2 separate regions of the Homo sapiens genome follow, and region 1 is linked to region 2. A link is an interaction called in ENCODE POLR2A ChIA-PET data of the cell type or tissue named here. Cell type or tissue: PC-9. All regions are shown on one strand. Each heading gives the region's core, and the rest is flanking DNA. Links, peaks and the distances in the headings are about the cores only.

Evidence for each region. Peaks named below come from ENCODE experiments on the same cell type or tissue, not always from the same donor. Only the 100,000 strongest peaks of a DNase experiment are listed, where the experiment ranks them.
Region 1: POLR2A ChIA-PET joins it to region 2 with 5 read pairs; 2 of 35 experiments call an interaction of 5 or more read pairs at or near these places.

What each region holds. Positions count from the first base shown.
Region 1 is chr12:48,792,329-48,798,348 of GRCh38, reverse strand. No RefSeq gene overlaps it. Among named protein-coding and RNA genes, the nearest start is that of ADCY6-DT, 6.2 kb to the right of the region's middle. RefSeq lists a silencer at 2,189-2,483. In PC-9, for the core only: CTCF peaks have their summits at 2,114 and 2,318 (motif pointing right); DNase peaks (open chromatin) are centred at 1,198, 2,378 and 3,338; H3K27ac peaks cover 2,036 bases.
Region 2 is chr12:49,077,959-49,083,978 of GRCh38, reverse strand. No RefSeq gene overlaps it. Among named protein-coding and RNA genes, the nearest start is that of RHEBL1, 11 kb to the right of the region's middle. In PC-9, for the core only: no CTCF peak of the experiment used is centred there; no DNase peak of the experiment used is centred there; H3K27me3 peaks cover 394 bases.

The DNA.
Region 1 (6,020 bases), core at 314-5,313, 290 kb after region 2:
CTCCTGGGTTCAAATGATTCTCCTGCCTCAGCCTCCCAAGCAGCTGGTACTACAGGTGCATGCCACCACACCCGGCTAATTTTTGTATTTTTAGTAGAGACGGGGTTTCACTGTGTTGGCCAGGCTGGTCTCGAACTCCTGACCTCATGATCCGCCCGCCTTAGCCTCCCAAAGTGCTGGGATTACAGGCATGAGCTATTGCACCTGGCCATGATCTCATTTATACGTGGAATCTTAGAAAGTTGAACTTGTAGAAAAAGTAGAATGGCAGTTACCGGAGGCTGGGGAGTGGGAGGATTGGGCCGAAATGAAGTTGGCCAAAGGATACAAAATCTGTTAGATGAGAGGAATAAGTTCAAGACATCTATTGCACAACGTGGTGAATAGAGTTAATAGCAATGCATCTTATACTTGAAATTGCTAAAAGAGTAGATTTTAGGTGTTCTCACCACCAAAAAAAAAAGATAAGCATGTGAAGTGATGCATATGTTAATTAGCTTGATTTAACCATTTCACAATGTATACATATTTCAAAACATGTTGTACACAATTTACGTACATATATATAATTTTTATTTGTCAATTTAAATAAATAAATAAATGTTAAAATTAGGGGGAATTTCTTAGTGTCAAAATAACATTACCCGGCCGGGCACGGTGGCTCACGCCTGTAATCCCAGCACTTTGGGAGGCCCAGGCGGGCGGATCATGCGGTCAGGAATTCAAGAACAGCCTGACCAACATGGTGAAACCCTGTCTCTACTAAAAATACAAAAATTAGCCGGTCTTGGTGGCACGCGCCTGTAATCCCAGCTACTCAGGAGGCCGAGGCAGGAGAATCACTTGAACCCGGGAGATGGAGGTTGCAGCGAACCTGAGATCCTGCCACTGAACTTCAGCTGGGTGACAGTGCGAGACTCCGTCTCAAAAAAAAATAAAAAAATAAAAAAATAACATTACCCTTCCCTAACACAATTAAACATAATTCCATCTAATATCCAGCACACTTTCAAGTTTCATCATTTGTAAGAGGGGTTAACTTTGATGGGTTTGGGTGGGGGAAGAATTTAAAAAGCCCTCAAGAAGGAAGTGGCATTTTGAGGAGTCCTTGAAAGATGACTAACAGCTACCACATTGTGACAGGCAAACCTGAGATGGCCACAAATGATCCCCACGTCTTGGTATTCATGCCCTTGAGTAATCCCCTCCCCTTGACTGTGGGCTGGCCTAGAGACTTACTTCTGATCCATCAGAAGGTGATGGACGGCACTTCTATAATGAGGCTATAAGAGACCATTGACTTCTGTTTGCTAGCGGAATCTCTTCTTGCTGGCTTGGATGAAGACATGCTGCCATGTGGCAGAGGCCTAAGGGAAAGGTGCCTGAGGCCCTCAGTCCAGCAGCCCAGCCCATATGGAACTGAATCCTATCAACGACCACATGAGCTTGGAATTGGATCCTTCCTTATTCCAACCATAGATGAGACTGAAGCCTCAGCTAACATCTTGCTTGTAGCTTTGTGAGACCTTGAAGTAGAGGACCCCACTGAGCTATGCTCAGTCTCCTGATAGGCAGAAACTATGAAACAGTAAACGTGTGTTGCTTTAGGCTGCTAAATGTGTGGTAATTTGTTACGCAGCAATAGAGAACTAATACACTTGTTTAATAAAAATGGCCTTGTGCATGGAAGTCATTGCTATCCTCCCTTTTTTACTAAGGGGGAAACTAAGGCCCAGAAAGGCTTGATGAATTGCCCAACACATACCAGTCATCTTGATTGTAAAAACAGAAACAGACTCCAACTAATGGGAGCAGAAATGACATTTGTTGGAAGGATAGTGAATAACTTGCTCACAGAACTGATAGAAAGGCAAGAGTATAAGGCGTAAAAAACAGGCAGGAACAAAGAGAAATTAGGCAGCAGGAATGATAGGAGGGTCAAGTTCGGGCTTCTGACACTGCTGCTGAAAGCAGAATGAATTCTAAACCGCTCTTGCTTCTTCACACCCCCCAGCTCCAGACTCTAAGCTTTTGGTAGGAGTGGCCAGTCATCTGAGCTTGGGTCAGCGGGTTGGTGACTGGGATCAGTTCACAGTAGGTGCTCAAACATGGTTAATTCAACTCATAAAAGACGAATCTGGCATTGCGTATAAAACTAGATGGAGGGTGCGCTCATCCCTCCAACACCCAGAGACCAGTGTTCCAGCCCTTCCCTGATTTCCAGAATTTCCCATACTGCCCCTAGGAGCCGTGAGCCAGAGAAGACTATAGATTGAGTAGCGAAAAGTTGGGAACTAACTATGGGCTGCAGTACCATGATTGTGCCACCAGAGGGCATACAAGACCCAGACATTTACTAAGGTGGGGACGAGGGAATAGGTGCTGGCGGAATGGGATAGTGAAGACTGAGGAAGTCTGGGCTCTGGAAACCCAGAGAAGGACTAGCAGTGGTGTGGGCACCAAGAGTTGCCTCATCCTCATGGCCCTAGCTGTACTCCCTCTCCACTCTGGAAGCTTTGGGCTCTCCTGGTCTTTGCTCTGAGACCTTTAAGAGGACTTTGGACTCTTCTTTTTATGGCATCAATTCTCCAACTGTAAATACTGCCCCCACCCCATCAGTTCCAGATCGGCATTGGAATAGAGTGCAGGGGTGGGTAGGGTGGGGTAATGGGTGTGCCTCTCGCCCTGCAAATGGGGTGAGGTTGGGATGGGCAGTAGCTTCCTCAAACTAGAGCTCCTATGGCAGTAGGGCAGAAGGAGGTGGAGTGGGCCTTCTCCTCTGGGCTGTAACTTCCAGTGCGTAGCACAGCGCCTGGGACGTGGTAGGAACTCAATAAATATTTGTCGATTGTTGATAATTATTTGATATGCATAAACCATGCAGAGAGAGCCAAGGCAGGTCATTAGGGTACTCCAACTCCAAAACATTTCCTGAGTCCTTCCACTTCTCAGCAGCCCCGCCCTCTATCACCATCCTTGTCCAAGCCACTGTTTCCACCTGGACCACTATAATAGCTTTCTAAGTGGTTTCCCTTGCATCCCTTGATCCCACAATTTATTCTCCACTCAGCAGCTACCATGATCCTTTAAAACCATAAATCAGATCGTGCCACTTCTGAGCTTAACACCTTCCAAAGGCTTCTCATTACACTTTCAATGAAATCCAAACTCCTTTCCCTGGCCTAAGAGCTTCTCCACTAGCTAGGGCATGCCTCCCTTTCTGACCTCATCTTATACTTTCTTCCTTCAACACATGGGCTTCAGCCTCACTGACTTTCTGTTTCTTAAGCACCGTGAGCTTGCTATTGCCTTAGGGCTTTTGCATTAGCTGTTCCCTCTGAAATGCTCTTTACCCAGATTCTTTGCATGGCTGACTCCTTGTCATTCAGGTCTGCATGTACATAGCACTTCCTTATAGGGACCTTTCTTGACAGCCATACCTAGGTTTCTACCCCAGTCACTTCCTATCGATCCTGGGTTCTAATTGTCATCATAGCACTTATCATCAACTATCTTCTCATCTATTCTTTTTTTTTTTTCCCGAGATGGAGCCTTGCTTTGTCACCCAGGCTGGAGTGCAGTGGCAGGATCTCAGCTCACTGCAACCTCCGCCTCCAGGGTTCAAGCAATTATCCTGCCTCAGCCTGCTGAGTAGCTGGGATTACACACACCCGGCTAATTTTCGTATTTTTAGTAGAGATGGGGTTTCACCATGTTGGCCAGGCTCGTCTTGAACTCCTGACCTTGCAATCCACCAGCTTTGGCCTCCCAAAGTGCTGGGATTACAGGCATGAGCCACCATGCCCAGCTTATTCTTTTTTTTGTTTTGTTTTTTTTTGAGACAGTGTCTCGGTCTGTCACCCAGGCTGGAGTGCAGTGGTGCAATCACGGCTCACTGCAACCTTGCCCTCCTGGGCTCAAGTGATCCTCCTGCCTCAGCCTCCTGAGTAAGCTGGAACCACAGGTGCACAGCACCACACTTGGCTAATTTTTAAAATTTTTTAGTCGAGATGAGGTCTCGCTATGTTGACCAGGCTGGTCTCAAACTCCTGAGCTCAAGCAATCCTCCTGCCAAAGTGCTGGGATTATAGGCATGAGACACTGCACCTGGCTCATCATTTTTTCATAAGTTTTTAAATAATTTTTTTTTGTAGAGATGGGGTCTCACCATGTTGCCCAGGCTGGTCTCAAACTCTTGGGCTCAAGTGATCCTTGTGCTTCAGCCTCCCAAAGTGCTGGGATTGCAGGTGTGAGCTGCCATGCCCAGCCTCATCTATTCATTTATTTCTTGTTTCCTCCCACTAGAAGGTAAGCTTAATGAGACTAGGAACTCTGTCTGCTGAGTTCAATTACTGTATCCTCAGCACCTATTAATAGAAGAGTGCCTAACACATAGTAGCGAGAGTAGGTGACAGGGCGAGACTCCATCTCAAAAATAAATAAATAAATAAATAAATAAATAAATAAATATGGGATGAATGAATAATGGATCTAAGGGGATGGGGAAGGGATTTTGTATCCCCCTGGAGTTGAGCCCATTCTCAAGGGTAGTGGTGGTGGTGGCGGTGGAAATGGAGTTGGCCAGAGCCTATTCCAACCCTGGAAGTAGAAGGGGTTGTGAGTCTCTGGAGTGGTGATGGTGGTGGTGGTGGTAGCAGCAGTGATGTTAGGGGTAGTGAAACGGACAAGGCATATTTGCTAGATTGAATGAATGTGTTTTTTTTGTTTTGTTTTGTTTTTTGAGACGGAGTCTCACTCTGTTCCCCAGGCTGTAGTGCAGTGGTGCAATCTCGGCTCACTGCAACCTCTGCCTCCCGAGTTCAAGCTATTCTCCTGCGTCAGCCTCCCCAGTAGCTGGGACTACAGGCGCGTGTCACTATACCGGGCTAATTTTTGTAGTTTTAGGAGAGACGGGGTTTCACCTTGTTGGGCAGGCTGGTCTCAAACTCCTGACTCAGGTGATCTGCCCGCCTTGGCCTCCCAAAGTGATGGGATTACAGGCACCAGCAACCGCACCCAGCTGTGAATTGTTTTTATATGTCTTTCTTACTTTCAGAAAATAAAATGTGCAGACTTTTGGTGTTTTTTCTTTTTTTTTTTTTTTGAGACGGAGTTTCGCTCTCGTTGCCCAGGCTGGAGTGCAATGGCGCGATCTTGGCTCACCGCAACCTCCGCCTTCCAGGTTCAAGCAATTCTCCTGCCTCAGCCTCCCGAGTAGCTGGGATTACAGGCATGCACCACCATGCCCGGCTAATTTTGTATTTTTATAGTAGAGACGGGGTTTCTCCATGTTGAGGCTGGTCATGAACTCCTGACCTCAGGTGATCCTCCCGCCTCGGCCTCCCAAATTGCTGGGATTACAGGCGTGAGCCACCGCGCCTGGCCAAATTGTGCAGACTTTTGATCTTTAAGACAGAAAAGCTAGGGAATGGTTGTTTGCATTGTAAAAGGAATCTTTGCTTTGTAAAAGGGCGTAGGCAGAGGCTAGTTTAGCTGTAACCCAAACAACCCAAGGAAGGCTCAGGGCACTCAAGCCTATCCGTTAGTTACATTGCAGGGTGTTTTCAACACTGCTTATGTATAGAGTGTTGTCCAGATACACTTTTGGCTGTGTGAAGCTTACACTTACATATAATACATTCTGCTTGTAAGAGTTTCCTCTTCCTGAAAATGAGAGATTGAAAATACATCACTCTTGTGACTATGGTCTGTATTATTAAAAAAAAAAAAAAAAGGTCGTTGAGATCAAGCAAGCTAGACGTGGAGAAATACAGTTCCTGCTGACTGCCTCTCTCTTTCTTCTCTTTGTCAGAGTTAAAACCTTCCAATTGGCCATGCGCGGTGGCTCATGCCTGTAATCCCAACACGTTGGTAGGCCACAACGGGTGGATTGCTTGAGCTCGAGTTTGAGACCAGCCTGGACAACATGGTGAAACCTGTCTCTATTAAAAATACAAAAATTAGCCGGGCATGGTGGCAAGCGCCTGTAGTCTCAGCTACTTGGGAGGCTGACGTAGAAT
Region 2 (6,020 bases), core at 526-5,525:
TTTCTGACCTAGAAACTTCACATGGTTATTTAATTTAATTAATTATTAATTTATTTTTGAGATGGAGTCTCACTCTATCGCCCAGGCTGGAGTGCAGTGGCAAGGTCTAGGCTCACTGCAACCTCGGCCTTCTGGGTTCAAGTGATTCTCCTGCCTCAGCCTCTTAAGTAGATGGGATTACAGGCTCCCACCACCACATTCCGCTAATTTTTTTTAATATTTTTAGTACAGACTGCATTTCTTTCTTTTTTTTTTTTTTTTTGAGACGGAGTCTCGCCCTGTCCCCCAGGCTGGAGTGCAGTGGTGTGATCTCCGCTCACTGCAAGCTCCACCTCCCAGGTTCACGCCATTCTCCTGCCTCAGCCTCCCTAGTAGCTGGGACTACAGGGGCCCGCCACCACACCCGGCTAATTGTATTTTTAGTAGAAACGTGGTTTCACCGTGTTAGCCAGGATGGTCTGGATCTCCTGACCTCGTGATCCGCCCGACTCGGCCTCCCAAAGTGCTGGGATTACAGGCGTGAACCACCGCGTCTGGCCAGTACAGACTGCATTTCACCATGTTGGCCAGGCTGGTCTTGAACTCCTGACCTCAAGTAATCCGCCCACCTCAGCCTCCCAAAGTGCTGGAATTACAGGTGTGAGCCACCTCGCTGGGCCTTTAAAAAAAAAAAAAAAAAAAAGAAAAACAGAAAAAATTATTTATTTATTTATTTATGTATTTTGAGACAGGGTCTCATTCCCATCACCCAGGTGGGAGTGCTGTGGCATGATCACGGCTCATTGCAGCCTCAACCTCTCAGGCTTAAGAGATCCTCCTGCCTTATTTTTTGATTTTTTGGTAGAGATGAGGTCTCACTATGTTGTCCAGGCTGGTCTGGAATTCCTGGGCTCAAGCAATCCCCCTGCTTAAGACTCCCAAAGTGCTGGGATTACAGGTGTGAGCCACTGCACCCAGCTATTTATTTGTTGAGAAAGAGTCTCACTATGTTGCCCAGGCTAGAGTTCAGGGGCACAGTCATGGATCACTGCAGCCTTGACCTCCCGGGCTCAAATGATCCTCCCACCTCAGCCTTCTGAGTAGCTAGGACTATAGGTGCATGCCACCACACCTGGCTAATTTTTGTATTTTTCGTAGAGACAGGGTCTCACTATGTTGTTTATGGTTGGTCTCAAACTCCTGGCCTCAAGTGATTCTCCCACTTTGGCCCCCCAAAGTGCTGGGATTACAGGCATGAGCCACTGCACCTGGCCTACACGTTTATTTTATTTTATTCTATTTTTTTTTAAAAAAAGCATAGGCATGGTGGCTCATGCCTGTAACCCCAGCACTTTGGGAGGTCAAGGCGGGCGGATCACCTGAAGCCGGGAGTTCCAGACCAGCCTGACCAACATGGAGAAACCCTGTCTCTACTAAAGATACAAAATTAGCCAGGCATGGTGGTGCATGCCTGTAATCCTGGCTACTCAGGAAGCTGAGGCAGGAGAATCACTTGAACCCGGGAGGCGGAGGTTGCGGTGAGCCGAGATGGTGCCATTGCACTCCAACCTGGGCAACAAGAGCGAAACTCCATCTCAAAAAAAAAAAAAAAAAAAAAAGGGATGGGGTCTTCTTATGTTGCCCAGGCTGGTCTCAAGCTCTTGAGCTCAAGTGATCCTCCCACCTTGGCCTCCCAAAGTGTTGGGGTTACAGGCGTGAGCCACCAGGCCTTGCCTACATGTTTATTTTTGACTGTGCTTTTGTGGTCTGTGTAATATTGGAGGGAGCTTTCCTCTTTGGTTGGAAGACTGAGGCAGCTATCACGGGAAAGAAGGTGGTCAGGGTCTATTTCCCTGCAAGGAATTTTGTGGCCAATTAGCACATTGTCATTGTTGTTGTCTCTTTATGTGACTTGGTGGATGTATACAAATAAGCATCTCCCTGAGAGGAGGTTATTTTCAGTTCATTAAGATTTCATGAGTGCCTACTATGTGTCTATTATTGTGCTGTGTGATGGAGATAGGACAATAGAGGCAGGCAGGGACACAATCCCTTCTCCCCATGGCTCTTATAGTTCATCTGGCAAGACAAGCATAAATGGTTAGAGGTTGTTGAATGTGGTAACAAGTGACATTTAGACTGAGACCTGAAAGATGAGTGTGAGTTGTGCAAGAGGGAACAGCATGTGCAAAAGGCTGGATTTGGGGAGCAAGAGTAAGATGAATCTGAGGAGCATCAAAGGAGCATCAGCAAGTTCAGTGTAGCTAGAGGGCGAGGTGATCTGGGTCTTGTATTTCCCAGGCTGGAGTGCAGTGGTGCCACCATAGCTCACTGAAGCCTGGAATGCCTGAGCTCAAGCCACCCTCCTGCCTCAGCCTGCTGAATAACTTGTAGCTAGGACTACAGGCATGAACTAACTTTGTTTTTCTTTTTGTAGAGATGGGGTCTCACTATGTTGCCTAAGCTGGTCTTGAATTATTGGACTGAAGCAATCCTCCCACCTTGGCCTCCCAAAGCACTGGGATTATAGGTGTGATGTAGTGCACCCAGCCTGCTTTAAGGATTTTGAATATTGTCCTAAAGATGAAAAGCAATTGTAATATTTGAAGCAAGGGAATAATCCTGCTGAGAGGAATAATCAAACTTGCATTTTAAAAGGGAAACTGAGGCCGGGCATGGTGGCTTATGCCTGTAATCCCAGCACTTTGGGAGGCCGAGGTGGGCGGATCACCTGAGGTAGGAAGTTCAAGACCAGCCTGACCAACATGGAGAAACCCCCTCTCTACTAAAAGTACAAAATTCGCTGGGTGCGGTGGCACATGCCTGTAATCCCAGGTATTCGGGAGGCTGAGGCAGGAGAATTGCTTGAACCCAGAGGCGAAGTTTGCGGTGAGCTGAGATCGTGCCATTGCACTCCAGCCTGAGCAACAAGAGCGAAACTCTGTCTCAAAACAAACAAACAAAACAACAACAACAACAACAACGAAAGACAAAAAAACATGGTTGGGTGCGGTGGCTCACTCCTGTAATCCCAACACTTTGGGAAGCTGAGGCAGACGTGTCACGGAGGTCGGGAGTTTGAGACCAGCCTGACCAACATGGTGAAACTCTGTCTCTACTGAAAAAATACAAAAATTAGCTAGGCGTGGTGGCAAGCGCCTATAATCCCAGCTATTCGGGGAAACTGGCAATTGGATAAGCCTTATTTATTTATTTATTTATCTACTTATTTATTATTATTTTTTTCGATGGAGTCTTTTTGCCCTTGTTGCCCAGGCTGGAGTGCAATGGCGTGATCTCAGCTCACTGCAACCTCTGCCTCCTGGGTTCAAGCAATTCTCCTGCCTCAGCCTCCCAAGTAGCTGGGATTACAGGCATGTGCCATCACGCCCGGCTAATTTTGTATTTTTAGTAGAGACGGAGTTTCACCATGTTGGTCAGGCTGGTCTCAAACTCCTGACCTCAGGTGATCCACCTGCCTCAGCATCCCAAAGTGTTGGGATTACAGGTGTGAGCTACCACACTTGGTCGGATAGGACTTTTTAGATAGCCCTTATCCCTGTGTAGATTGGTCCTCGGTTGAGCATTTGAATGTCCTTGCTCTAGTTTCAATCACAAGAAGGAAATGCTCCCACTCCCACACGGAGTGTGTTATGGGAGCAGATGGTGGGAGCAGTGTAGAGAAATTGGAGCAGGATAGGATAGAATAGGAACTGAACAGAATTGAAGGTGATACCACCAGCCCTGGCTTTGCTTCTCTCAGAAACCTAAACGGTGTCTTAACATCTCTCCTTGGGACTGCAAAACCTAAGAACACAGTTGTCTGATTTCAAACCATATGATGTCCAAACAGAAGTCCTTTGAACTGGGTACTTCTTCTCTGCTATTCTCTTTTGCTTTCCAGCCATCCGTTCAGCAGTGCCTTGGCTTAGCTTGGAGCTGAAGGCCACAAGCTGAGATAGAGCTGTCACCCTAAGAACCAGGCCTGGGGTGAACATTGCAGCTGCCCAGGGAACAGCTGGTTAAGCCCCCAGCAGCTGCAGCAGCTGGGATTCTACCCAACATTTGATCTGGGATTAATCCCATTTCCTCCACACACATCCCATCCTTGTTCTAGTCCCTGGCTAGTCTATAGTATCTTGCAGAATCTTTGAGAATAGATATTGCAGATCTCTTCCTTAAATAGGCTGAAGACAAAGTCACCCACCTTCTCCTTCTCTTGGAAGCAGCTGGCCCAAAGCACCTTAGGACCACTACAGAAAGGAGGATATAGGTTTCTCGCTCTCTCTGCCCCCTTTCCCTCTCTATATATTTCAATAAATTGACTAGGATGGAGTAGTCTTTAAATTGTCTGATTTTCAATAACTTAGAATTGTCCAAAGATGAAGGGACTTCTTTGTTGAGACGGGAGGAGTATTTCCTTTATCTTTGAAAGATTGTACCAAGGCCTAGAAACTATTGGTGGGGTGTCTGGGGAGGATCAAACATCATGCCAGTGGTTGTCACTTTTAAACTGATTGCTTCTCACTTAACTGTGATTCTACAGTTAAAAACAATAGGGCTATATATTCTGCTTGGTTCCTATTCACCAGCTGTGTGGTCTTGAGTAAACAGAGGCTACCATTAGGTACTTCCATGGAGTTGGAAATGAAGAGGTGCTCTGAGATTTAAACAAGGTGAATCAACACAAGAAGGCACAAGGCAGTTCCTCCCAGATCCAAACCTGACTCTCTCCCTTCCACAAATATTTATTAAGCCCCTGCAAATACTAATAGGCATTGTACCATGTTAAGGATTTTGATATCTTTCTAGAGACACAGGCAGTCATTTTAGTGGAATAAATTAATTTAATTAGGTTTTAGCTTGGAGGAGTAGTCTGATCAAATTTGGATTTTATTTTATTTATAGATGGAGTCTCGCTCTGTCACCAGGAGTGCAGTGGCGCAATCTTGGCTCACTGCAAGCTCCTCCTCCTGGGTTCAAGCGATTCTCGTGCCTCAACCTCCCGAGTAGCTGGGATTACAGGGATGCACCACCACGCCCAGCTAGTTTTTTGTATTTTTAGTAGAGACGGGGGTTTCACCATGTTGGCCAGGATGGTCTCGATCTCCTGACCTCATGATCCAGCCGCCTTGGCCTCCCAAAGTGCTGGGATTACAGGCGTGAGCCACCGCGCTGGCAAAATTTGCATTTTAAAAAGATCACTCTTTTAGCTGGTAATGGTGGCGGTTGCCTATAATCCCAGTTACTCAGGAGGCTGAGGCAGGAGAATTGTTTGAACCTGGGAGGCAGAGGTTGCAGTGAGCCGAGGTCGTGCCACTGCACTCCAGCCTGGGCAACAAGAACGAAACTCCATCTCAAAAAAAAAAAAAAAAAAAAAGAAGTGGCCCAGCAGAGAGGGAGTAGGGGAATCAACATTCCAACCTTCTCTCCTCTATCTTCCAGTCTGTGGCCAAACACTTCCTATTAGCTAAAGCTAGCTGGAAGCCAGAGGGCATTACTGCTGTCTATAAAGGTCAGCCTTCCAGGAGCAAATGCAGGATGAAGAAGGGTAAAGGAAGATCTGGAGGGGTAAATGGAAAATGTGAGTTAATAAGAACCAGAACTCTAATGTCTGAGTCTTTAGAGAAGGGTCTTCAGATTAGAAAGAACATGACCATGACAGGGAGCACCTGAAAATAACTTATTAGCTAATTTAAATCTAAGAAGCATGGCAGTTTGCATTTTAAATTAAAAAAAAATTGGTGCTATGACTGAAATTCAAGTTTGCATTTTATCTTAAATCTGTGTTTACATTTTTTTTTTTTTTTTTTTGAGATGGAGTCTCACTCTGTCGCCCAGGCTGGAATGCAGTGGCGCGATCTTGGCTTGCTGCAACCTCCACCTCCCAGGTTCAAGCAATTCTCTGCCTCAGCCTCCCGGGTAGCTGGGATTACAGGTGCCCACCACCACGCCCAGCTAATTTTTGTATTTTTAGTAGAGATGGGGTTTCACCATCTTGGACAGGCTGGTCTTTTTTTTTTTTTTTTTTTTTTTGAGCT